Regions from separate parts of the Homo sapiens genome. Here all the other regions are linked to region 2. A link is a contact called in ENCODE Hi-C or POLR2A ChIA-PET data. All regions are on one chromosome and are shown on one strand. The core of a region is the stretch at or near the end of the contact, and the rest is flanking DNA. Distances in the headings are between cores, read along the strand shown.

Region 1 (4,026 bases), core at 372-2,871, 300 kb before region 2:
CCCTGTTCTCCTGGGGCTTGGACTCAGCTGTGTGTACGTGACAGATCAGAAATGAGCAAACAGTCATCTGTTGAACAATCAGTGGGCAACTGATAAAGAGCTTTATTTTCCCCTGTCCCCTATCTGTTTAAACATGCTATGTGGGCCAGTTGAGCAATCTAGACAGGTCCCTTAGCTTTCTTGTTCACCTTCAGATAATTTAAAAAAGTGGTCTGAGTTACATTTTGAGTTACACAAAGTCTCATTCCAGGGGCTGCATCTGAATTGAGAGGGAATGGGGGACAGGAGAGTTAAGGGCTCCTTCTGCCTGAGGTCATGTTCTAGGCTGACTTCCTCATGGGACTTTTGTGGGCTTCTCTCTCCACAGCTCCCCTTCCACTCACAGCCTATGACTGTTATCTTAGCTTCTGCATCGTAATCTATGTCTCCTATTGTTTTCTAATGAGGTTGCCTTGCCCCTTGTAGCAGAGTCACTCTTGGATGAGATCCATAAAACCCTGCTATGATCACCTCCTTTGCTGCGGAATGTGGGGAAGCAGTTGGCAACTGAGTATGGAGGACCTCTGTCAAAACTGAGACAGAAAGAAGTGCTATTTAACATCTAGTCACAAGTAAATAATGTGGGTTATAATCTGGGCTGTAGGCTGGACGTGGTGGCTCATGCTTGTAATCCTAGATCAGGTGGGAGGATCGCTTGTGCCCAGGACTTTGAGACCAGTCTGGGTAACACAGCAAGACCCTGTCTCTACAAAAAAATTTAAAAACCGGGCATCATGGCGCATGTCTGTAATCCCAGCTACTCAGCAGGTTGAGGCAGGAGAATCGCTTGAACACAGGAGGCAGAGGTTACAGCAAGCCGAGATTGCGCCACTGCGCCTGAGCGACAGAGTCAGACCCTGTCTCAAAGAAAAAAGAAAAGAAAAAAAGAATCTGGGTTCTGCCATTTATTTATTTACTCAATTTTTTTTTTTTTTTTTTTTGAGACGGAGTCTTGCTCTGTCGCCCGGGCTGGAGTGCAGTGGAGCGATCTCGGCTCACTGCAACCTCTGCCTCCCAGGTTCAGGCAGTTCTGCCTCAGCCTCCCGAATAGCTGAGGCTATACGCGCGAGCCACCACGCCTGGCTAATTTTTTTGTATTTTTAGTAGAGAAGGAGTTTCACCGTGTTAGCCAGGATGCTCTCCATCTTCCGACCTCGTGATTCGCCCGCCTCGGCCCCCAACGTGCTGGGATTACAGGCGTGAGCCACTGCTCCCGGCCTATTAACTCAATCCTTAGAAAAACAAATGTGGCAAAGGTGGAATCATACAACATATGGCCTTTTGTGTCTTACGATATTCATTTTTGCATCTGAATGTTCAAACTAAATAATATCTACCTTGTGAGGCCATCTGAATCACTTAGGATGGTCCTTGGCACCAAATTTGCCTTCAAAAAAGCATTTGCTTCATTTAATTTCGATTTATTCACGAAGGACTAAAGGACACTGCAAGGGCGGGGAGGGAGTGTGCGCCTGCGCTCTGCGCCTCCTAGAGGGCAGTCAAGGGCTTCTGGCTGACCCGAGCGGAGATCTCGCGAGACTGTCAGACGTATGGCGAGAGGTGTGGGAGGAAGATTGTGTTGTCGCGAGAACTCTGCCTTTGGGCCGTAGGTTAGTGTGGGGCCGTGTCTCAGTCCACCCAAGGTCTCCTCGGATCGCCTGGAGAGGCACTCGGACCTGGTAAGAACGCTGTGGGCCGGGTGGAGGCTCGATGACCGCTGGCCCGCTGGGCCCGGGCTTGTCCGCCCCTTCCCGACCCGACCGACACCGGGACCGGTCTGCCTTCTCCTTCCCTTCCCTCCCCTCCACACGCCAGGCCCGGGCACCTCTTCCTGCCTGCCCGCCGGGCCCGGGCCTGTCTTCTCCCCTTCCGGCCACACGCCGGGCCCGGGCCTACGTTCTCGCCTTCCCGCCACACGCCGGGCCCGGGCTTGTCTTTTCCTCCCCGACCCTCCTCGTGCCCGGCCGTGGGCCTGTCCTTTCCTCCCCGACCCTCCTCACACCCGGCTCGGACACCTCCTGCTCCCCGCCGGCCTTCCCCTCTCTTTAGGTGTGACAGCTCCAAGTTTCCTGTTTCTCTCGCCTCTTGCTTGGATGTGGGGCGAGGCGAGGTCTGTTTTGCCGGACGGGCACAGAACATAATCCATTTCTAGCTTGTCAGGTGGAAATGCAAAGAAGATATTGGGTTTTTTTGGCCCTCTGTGTGCCAAACACATACTGTCACATTTAATTCTCCCAATAATCCCGAAAAGTAGCTTGATTATCTCTGTTTTACAGCTGAGAAGAGTAAGGCTTGCTCATTCATTGGTTCATTCCACCAGCAATCATTTATTTGGTGCCTGTATGTTCAGGATGTTGAGGATAGCAATGAAAAAAATGGACACCTAATTCTCATGGAACTAAATTCTTGTTGTGGGGAAAACAATAATCATAATCTTACGTGGCACGGGATTTAACATGGAATGATGCCATCAAGAATGGCAGAAGTAGAATGACAGAAGTCAGAGTGCTGAATTTATCTGACCCCAAAGGCAGAGCTTTTTTACTTTTAACTGTGCCTTTTTGTGTCACTTTCTAATCAGGGTCGGGTTCACCACAGTAATTGCCTTTTGGATGGACTTAGCTTTCCACCACGCACTTGGTAATTTGGAACTAAGTTTATAGAGACTCTTGAGTTACTTATTGGAATGAGGATGGCACAGGAAGTCATAGTTGGCCCATTTTTATACCGAGATCCTAGTGTGACATTTCCAAACTTTAAAGTACTTGAGACCGTTTGAGAAAGACTTACCCTAAGGATGCAGTGGCTTAGGCAATTTACTTGGTTTTCTCATTTGAAGATTTGCTAGCTTGCAGATTTGTTCAGATAAGTAAATGAGATTATGTATGTAAAGTCCAGCACAATAACGTTCCTTTCATTTTCTCCTTTCCTGCCTTCCAGGGAGCCTTTGTCCTTGGGTCTCTAAGGAAAATCCTACTCTTTGAAAGTTTTGTGGTAGTTTTTATCTAAATAAATCTCTACAATTACATTATTACCTTTGTGCAAACAGGCATTTCGGAAATGGAAAAACATGTTGAGCTATGGAAGGGGAGGAAGATGTCCTTCTCAAAGGGAGAGAAGATATTTTAGAACTACATAGTACCCCTCACCCCCCCCTTTTTTTTTTTTTTATTAAATCAGTATAGCTGTGCCAGAATCTCAGGATCCGGTGTAGGGGTTTCATAAAACTCCATAGGATATCCTGACACATATCCCTCCCCCGGTTGAGAGTCCCTAAGTTAGTGTTTTATAATACTTTCCCTCACATAGTGTTAGCATTCAGAGCCAGTCATTGCTGCTGCTGATGGACTTTGAACTCAGTCTCTTATTTCAAAGAATTAGTATTTTCTGCTTGGTTGGTGAATCTATGACACGAGTTCTCCTCTAGGTGGCAAGCTCACCATTGTGTTCTCAGGGACTATCACAGTAGTGTCAGTTTAGGTACTCAATAAATAGTTGTTGGATGAATACATAATACCTTAATACTTAATGATTCCTTCAACATACCAGGTGTGGTTAGGGACTTTGGACTCAGATCTGGGATTAAATCTTGGCTCTTCTACTTGGGAGTTTGTGACTGTAGGTAATATATTTAACCTTGTCAAGTCTGCTTTTTTTTTTTTTTTAATTAATGGTGATGATAATAGCCACTTTAATGAGGGCTAATTGAGATAGTGAGTTTTTTAAAAAAAGGCTCGGCACATAGTAGACTAGATGTAAATACTTACTGAATTCATTTACTCAGTAATTAATTGTTGAACACCTACTATACAACAGTGAACAAAAAGACAAAGTCCCCGCCATGTGGAACTTACCTTCTAGTATGTTTTCTGAAGGGAGATCAGAAAATAAATGGTTGCTACGTGCCAGACTGTGGTTAGTACTATGGAGAGTAATAAAGCATATTAAGGGGGATTGGAGGCAAGACTTTTAAAAATAAAAGATGGT
Region 2 (3,973 bases), core at 1,153-3,652:
TCTCCACTCTGCTCCAGCCATACTTACTTCCTTTGTATGCTGGAATTATACTATTTGCCAAGGGAGAGGCTCTATCTAATTTACCTATGTATTCCTACCACCTAGAAGAAACAGTAAATAGACAGAAATCACACATAGATTTAAGCTCAGTAATCTGTTTACAGTTGATTCCATATTGTAAGTTCGGCCATCATAAACTTTAGTTGAGAATATTGCAAGCAGACATATATATCCCCTGAATATAATTTATCAGAACAGAATGACCCCAATCAACAACTGAAACCATATGCTGGTGTCCAGAGGGTCTAACCAGGTAAACAGCTGTCCTTACAGATCACGCCACAACAAAGGCAGTGTGAGTGCCACACAATTCAGCACAATTGCTGACTACTCTCAAAACGACAAAAGATGGAAGCACTGAAGTATAAGAAAATTTTATCATTAGACTTTTTTAGAGGCTTGGAAAAAAGGACTTAAAACTTTACAAATAAAAAAGAGGCGTTAATCCCAGAGAAAAAAGCTACAATTACCAAGAACCACACTTCCACCAAAATTTAGGAGGGAACCTAACAGTAAGTTATTTAAAATTACAATATCTCCTACTCCCAAAAAAGGAATTATAATATAACTAAATAACTCACATTCTCTATGAACTGGGTATTAGAGAGCATAAGGAAGTCATTGAAGACATTATGCAGGCGACAATCTGTGGCTTTGGTTTCCCGGATTAGTCCGTCCACTTGTTTCTTGATTTCATGGGTCCTAGAGATAGTTTGCTGTGAGAATTCCTGTAGAAACTGTAGTAGCTATTTTAAAAAATAAACATACAGTAGTATCAATGTTACATGTAACTATTCTGCATGTCACATCAAAAAAGAACCCATTTCCTTTCACCTTTGAGTGTTAGAATGTGAAAGAAATGCTTTTTTTTTTTTTTGAGAGAGAGTTTCACTCTGTTGCCTGGGCTGGAGTACAGTGGCGCCATCTCGGCTCACTGCACCTCCCGCGTTCAAGCGATTCTCCTGCCTCAGCCTCCCGAGTAGCTGGAATTACAGGTGCCCGCCACAACGCCCAACTAATTTTGTGTATTTTTAGTAGAGACGGGGTTTCACCATGTTGGCCAGGCTGGTCTCGAACTCCTGACCTCGTGATTCGCCCACCTCGGCCTCCCAAAGTGCTAGGATTACAGGTGTGAGCCACTGTGCCCGGCCGGAATGCTGGTTTGACAAGTACTAAAACCAAGTGACATTGGAAAACACTAAGAAAGCTCATCAAAAGAGTGGCAGTGAGCTAATGGACACCTATCTCGTTTCTGGAAAAATTTAAAATCCCTTTTTGGCACTGGGTATGGTGGCTCACGCTTGTAATCCAACACTTTGGGAGGCTGAGGCAGGGTTATCGCTAGAGTCCAGGAGTTGCAGACCAGTCTGGGCAACATAGCAAGACCCCCATCTCTACTAAAATTAAATAAATAAACAAATCAGACAGGTGTGGTGGACGCCTATAGTCCCAGCTACTCAGGACGCTGAGGTGAGAGGATCACCTGAACCCCAGAGGATTCAGTGAGCCAAGATCGAGCCACTTGCACTCCAGCCTGGGCGACAGGGCAAAACCCTGTCTCCTTTTAAAAGTCCTCTTTGGTTGTCAATCTACAGAGATCACAGACCAAGGGTTAGCTAATCAACCACCACTCTTATTCAAAAATCCTATTCATTTGGGACTCGAACAGTTCTGAGCTTTTTGGGCCCCCGATTTGAAGAATCCCATTAAAGGATATCCACATACTGGCTTGTTTCCCACCCCATTTAGTCCAGGTCCCAACAGGAATCGCCTCCCTAGTGCCCGAGCAATCCCTCAGTGTGGCGGAAACGGATCTCCCCTCCGGATGGAGCTGAGCCAGAAACCCCATGAAGGGAACGTCGCGTCTGGGCCACGGTCAGGGTCTGCCCCTCTCCCTGGTGGCCGGGGACTGCCAGGGTGGCATTCTCGGGGGCTAAACGGGGCGTGTGTTCCTAAGAGGGCAGGCAACGGGACGGGCCAGGTGCAGGGGCAGTCGCGGTCCGGCCCTCCTGCGCGCAAGCCAAGCGTCACCCCTGCCGCTCTCGCGTCCCCGGGGCCCGCCTCTCACGCCCGCGTCGGCCGCCAGCGACCAGCTCTGGCTGCTCCTGCGGATCTCCTCCACCGACCACGGCCGCTCCCACACGGGCTCCGACGCCGGCACCAGCTCCTGGTCGGGGGTCGTCCGGTTCATCTGCAGCGAAAAAAACGAGAAGAGAGGCTGAGCCTGAGGGCGGCAGGGACGGCGGCCCCAGCCCAGGCCGGCCCCTCTCCGGCCCGCCGCCCTCACCATCCCAGCCGCCCGGCTCGGTGGGCTCCGAGGCTGCCAGCACAGGCCGAGGACCGCAGAGCCCCGGAAGCCTAGCCCCAGCCAAGCTGCCCGGGGCGTGACCGGCCTCACGTGACCTGATGTCACGTGACAGAACCCGCACGTGATCCGACCTGCGATGCTGAGGGGAGGAAGCTGCGGAAGTGGACTGGGACTGGAGTTTGGGGTTCTACCCTAGGTTGGGGCGGAGGAAGCTGGAGGATAGGGGCTGACGCCAGGAACGCTGCAGAGGCGGGTTGGGCGGGGGGCGCTGCCGCCCAAGGCCCGAGGCAGCGGCGCGGGATCGGCCAAAGCACCGGCCGCCAGTTCGGCGGGTCTGGAGAGAGGGGACCTCAAGCAGCCAGTGGAGCAACCAGCCTGGGAGCCTTCGACGTAGGCGCTGTGGGCGAAGGAAAAGGCCTGGCCTGCTGCCTCTTCTCTTGCAGCAAAATCCGCTGCTGTGAAGGAGCTGGTAGGCGGACGCTCTGTAGATAAGAGAATCCCTGATCTGCCTGGGCATCATCTTGCTCTTTATGACCTGCTTGGCTGCCACTGTGTAGGGCCTGCTTAAAGTCCTTTGCACTCTCAGCATTCCCCTCAAGTTCAAGGACAAGCTTCTCATTATGGCAGGCATAAAACTCTTTATAATTCGTCCTCCACTCTCCCAGCTCAGGGCTCCAGCTGTTGTCTCACACTTCCTTGAAGTTCCCTCTGCTGAGTCGCCCTTGTGCCTGACCAACTTACTTACTAAAATAAAAATCCCAATTTCTTTCCAGTCATGTGTGCCCAAGGGCGAGTTATTTAACTTTTCTGAGCTTTCCTCAGTAAAACGAAGCTACATATCTTGCAAGGATGTGATATTAAAGTTATGATATTGTAAAACAGGTGCCACGGTGCTTGGCCTAGGGTGAGCCTTCAACCTAGAACATACCACTGTCCCCATGCACCTTGCTCACACACCCAATCCCAGACTTTTCTTTTGTAGTCACCTCAGTTATCACCTCATTAAATAACCTGATTACCCCAAGTACAGCTTAAGTGACTTAAGTTATTTTCTATGGCTAGCGGAAGGGTCTCCGCTACATTGGAGAGCTGGGGTGGTCTGGAGTTCCACGGTGTGGTGGGCCAGAGGCCACCTCTCCTGCGGTCTCTTAGTGTCTCGCTGGCGGGGTTCGGCCCGAGCTAGATAGACACAGCCCTTGGCGGATTTAAACAACCTAAACATTAAACAATACAGCTGCCTCAAATCTTTGGGAATTTCAGAATGACTGACACTGCCAAAGCTGTTCCAAATTTTGAAGAGATGTTTGCTAGTAGATTCACAGAAGATGACGAGGAGTATCAGGAATACTTGAAACGCCCTCCTGAGTCCTCTCCAATTGTTGAGGAATGGAATAGCAGAGCTGGTGGGAACCAAAGAAACAGAGACAATCGGTTGCAAGATAGCAGACAGTTCAGAGGCAGGGACGGCAGATGGGGGTGGCCAAGTGACAATCGATCCAATCAGTGGCGTGGACAATCCTGCGGTAACAATTACCCGCAACACAGACAAGAACCTTACTATCCCGACCAATATGGACATTAAGGTTACAACCAGCTGCCCCCTTA
Region 3 (4,314 bases), core at 645-3,144, 290 kb after region 2:
GAAAATATTTGCAACTATGCATCCACAAACGACTAATACCCAGAATCTATGAGGAACTTAAGAAAAAACACCACCATTAAAAAGTGGGCAAAGGACAGGAACAGACACTTCTCAAAAGAAGACATACAAGTGGCCAACAAACATATGAAAAAATGCCCAACATCACTAATCATCAGAGAAATGCAAATTAAAACCACAAAGGGATACCAGTCAGAATGGCTATTATTAAAAAGTAAAAAAATGACAGATGTTGGCAGGATGCAGACAAAAGGGAATGCTTACACACTGTTGGTGGCAGTGTAAATTACTTCCATCCCTGTGGAAAGCAGTTTGGAGATTTTGCAAAGAACTGCAAATAGAATTACCAGTTGACCCAACAACCCCATTACTGTGTACCTACCCAAAGGAAAAGAAATTGTTTTACCAAAAGGACATAGGCACACATATGTTTATTGCAGCACTGTTCACAATATCAAAATCATGTAATCAACCTAGGTGCCCATCAATAGTGGCACCAGATAAAGAAAATGTGATACATGTACTCCAAGGAATACTACATAGCCATAAAAAAGAATGAAATCGTGTTCTTTGCAGCAACATGGATGCAGCTTAGGATTGGCACTTAAGCCATAATCTTAAGTGAATTAACCCAGAAACAGAAAATCGAATACTGCATGTTCTTATTTATAAGTGGGAGCTAAGCATTGTGTACACATGGGCATAAAAGTGGGAACAAAAGACACTGGGGACTCCAGGAAGGGGAGGGAGGGAGGAAAGGGTTGAAAAACTGGGTATTGGGTACTATGCTCAGTATTTGAGTGATGGGTTCAATAGAAGCCTAACCCCAGCATTATGCAATATAACCATGTAACAAACCTGCACATGTACCTGAATCTAAAATTTTATATATTAAAAAAAAAAAAACTGTTCTGACCAGTAAAAAAAGAGCTGAATGAGGATGGGCCCAGTGCTCTGCCTATTTCAGCCCATCACTCTCCCTTCTGCTTCTCTTCACCTCCCGGCCTGACCGGGCCTCACCTGCCCATCTCCTTGAGCTCTTGTACCACTGAGCTGGGCCTTCCCCAACCCATCCTTCACATCCTCCCACTCCTGTCCAGGATTTTGGCCTGCCATGGGATGCCAGAACTTGCCCTGAGCAATTTGTGTTTCTTAAATTTGTTTTTTGGGTAAGGAAGTAGCTTTGCGTTTCTGATTAGAAAAGAATATGTGCTTATCGTAAAAAGAAATCTGAGTCATGACAGGAGAGCCTGAGAAAGAAAACATCATCTCATCTTCCAGCGCCCAGGGATAACCACCAAATTCTGGGGAGCCTCCTTTCATAGGTCTTTGCATGTGTGCACATTTATCTGTCCAATTTTCCATCAACTGAATATGATTATAATCAACATCTGTCTCTTTGTTTTGCTCACCTGTCCCCCACTGGGCCATCACTGTGTTCCTACCTGGTGACACTGCGTCCTTGTGTCCCCATGCTGGCACAGTAGGCCTGCTGCATCCTTGCATTCATTTTACATAAGTGAGACCATGCCCATTGCCTTAGCAGTTTGAAGGAGCTATTTGTATACGACAGATATGTATCCTTTATCGGTCCCTTGTGTCTTGTTTTTCCACTGTTAACTCATTGTGGAGACCCCTCCAGGTCAGCTGGAAGGGAACCAAAGCATTCCTTTCAAAGACGCCTCAACATTTTATGGTGAGGACATGGAAGGGCTCACTCACTCAATCCTCTTCTGCCTTCAGACTGTTTTCAATTTTTTTCCCCATCACAAACTATGCTCCTGTTGCTACCCACACACATTTGTGCTTTCATTTCTGCTGAGTGGCTGCTAGCGAAGGCTGAGCCTTGGGGGTTTGGGTATGTTTTCGAGTAGACAGTGCCTGCCCTACTGTTCCTCAGACAGTTTCACTCTCCTGGTGCACACCTGTTCAGTGCTACTGGCTGTCAGAACACTTAAACAATAAAGTCCCCTCCAGTGCTCCTCCAATTGAGACGGGGCAGGGGCCTCCTCTTAGGGCACTGTAGCCCCCCAGCCCCGCAACAGGGCATGGAAATGAAGGAAAATCCCGAGTTCCTTGAAGGGAAGTTCCAGGCACCTAGCTAGCCCTGAGAAATAAATGAGCAACTTGACAAACAAGAGGGTAACAGCAGCCTAAAACAACAGCCAAGGAAGCCAGAGTCCTGGGCTGTTTGGTTCCCTCTGGAAACTAAAGAGAACCCCTGAACATGTGTCTCTGAGTTGTTTTTCAGAAACCCAGACCCCCACCAAACCGATCCACTGGCACAGAGACCTCAGATAAGACGGAACTGAGGACTGAACTCTGAGCAGGCTCTTTGTTCTAAATTTCTTCCTGGGGGGCCTGGGGGAAGTCCCGCCCACAAGCCACAGCTAACATTCCTTTCTGGTAACCCAAATTTTTAAATGAAACTTCTCTTCCTTAACCAATTTCAAAACAACAAATTTTTGAATCTACCTATGACCTGGAAGCCCACCCCCACTTCAAGATATCCCGCCCTTTTAGGCCAAAACCAATGTGTACCCTCCATGTATTGATTAATGATTTTGCCTGTTAACTTCTGCAATTCCTGAAATTCACTCTGCCTTTAAAAACCCTTACCTGCAAGCCATCAGGGAGTTCCGGTCTTAAGAGTGAGCTGCCCAATTCTCCTTTTTTGGTCCCCGCAATAAATGCCTTGTGTTCTCGTAGATTATATCCCAATCTCAGTGTTTGGTTTTGCTGCACTGGGCAAGCAGATCCCAGTCCAGCTCGGTAACACAACTGTCCTCGCCACGACAGCCTCAACCCCAGGACCCTCTGACCGCCCACTGCAACATGCACCTGGTACAGCAGGCGCTGTGGGATCTGCTCCGGTGCTGGCCGAAGCTCTGACCTTGCTCCGGTGCTGGCCGAAGCTCTGACCTTGGGCTGCCCAGGCCCACCAGTTATCCCGTGAACACTGCCAGGCTGCAACAACTCATGAGCAGAGCATGGGGCTCCGTCCTTGCTGGTGTCTGGGAGTTACCCCTTTGTTTTTCCAACCAGGCATGTCAGAAATGATATCTCATTGTTAACTTTCATTTGCATTTCTCTAACTACAGGTGAAGTTAGGAGTTTTTCCATATGCTGGTTGCCCATTTACATTTCTTCTTTTGTGAATTGCCTATTCATATTCTCTGCTCATTTTTCCACTGGAGTATTGGTATTTTCCCGTCAATGTAAAGGAGCTACCTGTGTATCATAGATAGGCATCTCTTAGCTGTCACTTCTGTTATGGTTACTCACCCTAATCTCTGTTTTGCTTTTTGGCTTTGTTTATGGTTTATCACTCAAGTTTTAAAACATTACATAATCAAATATGCTTAGCTTTCCCCTTATAACTTCTTGGTTTCCTTTTCCTTCTAAAAGTCTTCTGAGTGTCTGCGTAATTAGTTTTTCTAAATTCGTTTACTTTTTTCATTTTAATTTTTACTTCATCTGAATTTTTTCTTTTTCTTCTAAGCAACTCCTCTACATGATGAGATTTATTTTTGTAAATGGCATGACAGAGCAGTCCAATTTAATTTTCTTCTCATGCAAAGGCAGTGTGATAGCATCATTAAAATAATATCCCTTTTTCACTGAGTTGAAAAACCTCCATTGTGATACACTGAATTCCTCTGTGGGGGAGTCCATTTCTGGATCTTACTCTATACTGTCCCCCAATTCTCTCTGTTTTCAAGCACAGTGTCTGCTTAACAGTAACCTTACAAATCCAGCAAGGAAAGTGTTCCTTCTGTGTTTTCTTTTACTTTTTTTTTTTTTTTTTAAAGATAGGGTCTTACTCTGTTGCCCAGTGTGGAGTGCAGTGGAGCGACCATGGCTCACTGCAGCCTCAAACTCCTGGACTCAAGCCATCCTCCCACCTCAGCCTCCTGAGCAGTTGGGATTACAGGCATGCGCCACCATACCTAATTTTTTCTATTAATTTTTTTTTTTTTTAAGACATGAGGTCTCACTTGGTTGCCCTGCCTCTCTATGTGGTTTTAATTTTTTTCAAAAAATTTTTGACTATGCTAGATTTCTTTTTCCATATGAATCTTTCAATTTTTTAATTGTTTTCTCTCCTTTTTAGTTCCTCTTCACCACCACCACACCCCCACCAAGAAAGATAAAAAATTCTGGCTGAAATTTTACTTGGAAGTGCATTAAGTTTTTATAATAGAATTTGGTAGAACTGACATTTTTACAGTTTCCTCCCCAATATCAAATCACTGTTAAGAGTTCATTGTATATCCTTTAAAATAACTTTATAGT

What was found. A loop is a pair of places that touch in the nucleus more often than their neighbours do. ChIA-PET counts read pairs that join two places held with the same protein, here RNA polymerase II (POLR2A). Pooled maps may share reads with other maps.
Region 1: a pooled map shows a loop between it and region 2 (8-fold over the local background). The contact joins the promoter of NCOA4 here to the promoter of WASHC2C in region 2. A Hi-C loop is called at or near these places in 2 of 37 single-sample maps with no recorded cell type and 8 of 50 pooled maps. POLR2A ChIA-PET finds 5 or more read pairs at or near these places in 1 of 52 experiments (MCF 10A).
Region 3: a pooled map shows a loop between it and region 2 (2.5-fold over the local background). The contact joins the enhancer-like site here to the promoter of WASHC2C in region 2. A Hi-C loop is called at or near these places in 1 of 50 pooled maps. POLR2A ChIA-PET finds 5 or more read pairs at or near these places in 3 of 52 experiments (activated B cell, activated CD4-positive, alpha-beta memory T cell and naive thymus-derived CD4-positive, alpha-beta T cell).

What each region holds. Positions count from the first base shown.
Region 1 is chr10:46,028,218-46,032,243 of GRCh38, reverse strand. NCOA4 (nuclear receptor coactivator 4) reads left to right here and starts at 1,621. Exons shown (of 10, transcript NM_001145263.2): 1 at 1,621-1,718. LOC105378287 (a long non-coding RNA gene) reads right to left here and starts at 1,469. Exons shown (of 3, transcript XR_945923.4): 1 at 1,377-1,469. RefSeq lists an enhancer at 1,576-1,645 and a silencer at 2,006-2,095.
Region 2 is chr10:45,725,695-45,729,667 of GRCh38, reverse strand. WASHC2C (WASH complex subunit 2C) reads right to left here and starts at 2,402. Exons shown (of 31, transcript NM_001330074.2): 1 at 2,348-2,402; 2 at 2,129-2,251; 3 at 642-806. The coding sequence starts at 2,350. It overlaps LOC107984227 (RNA guanine-N7 methyltransferase activating subunit-like), which reads left to right and starts at 2,486. Exons shown (of 1, transcript NR_199876.1): 1 at 2,486-3,973. RefSeq lists enhancers at 1,686-2,430, 2,431-3,176 and a silencer at 2,662-2,711.
Region 3 is chr10:45,431,873-45,436,186 of GRCh38, reverse strand. The region is part of intron 7 of ALOX5 (arachidonate 5-lipoxygenase); the gene reads right to left. Among named protein-coding and RNA genes, the nearest start is that of ALOX5, 60 kb to the right of the region's middle. RefSeq lists enhancers at 2,343-2,881, 2,882-3,421. Within about 2 kb of position 1,894, at least 3 of the 41 ENCODE cell types and tissues checked have a DNase peak (open chromatin) inside an H3K27ac peak, as active enhancers do.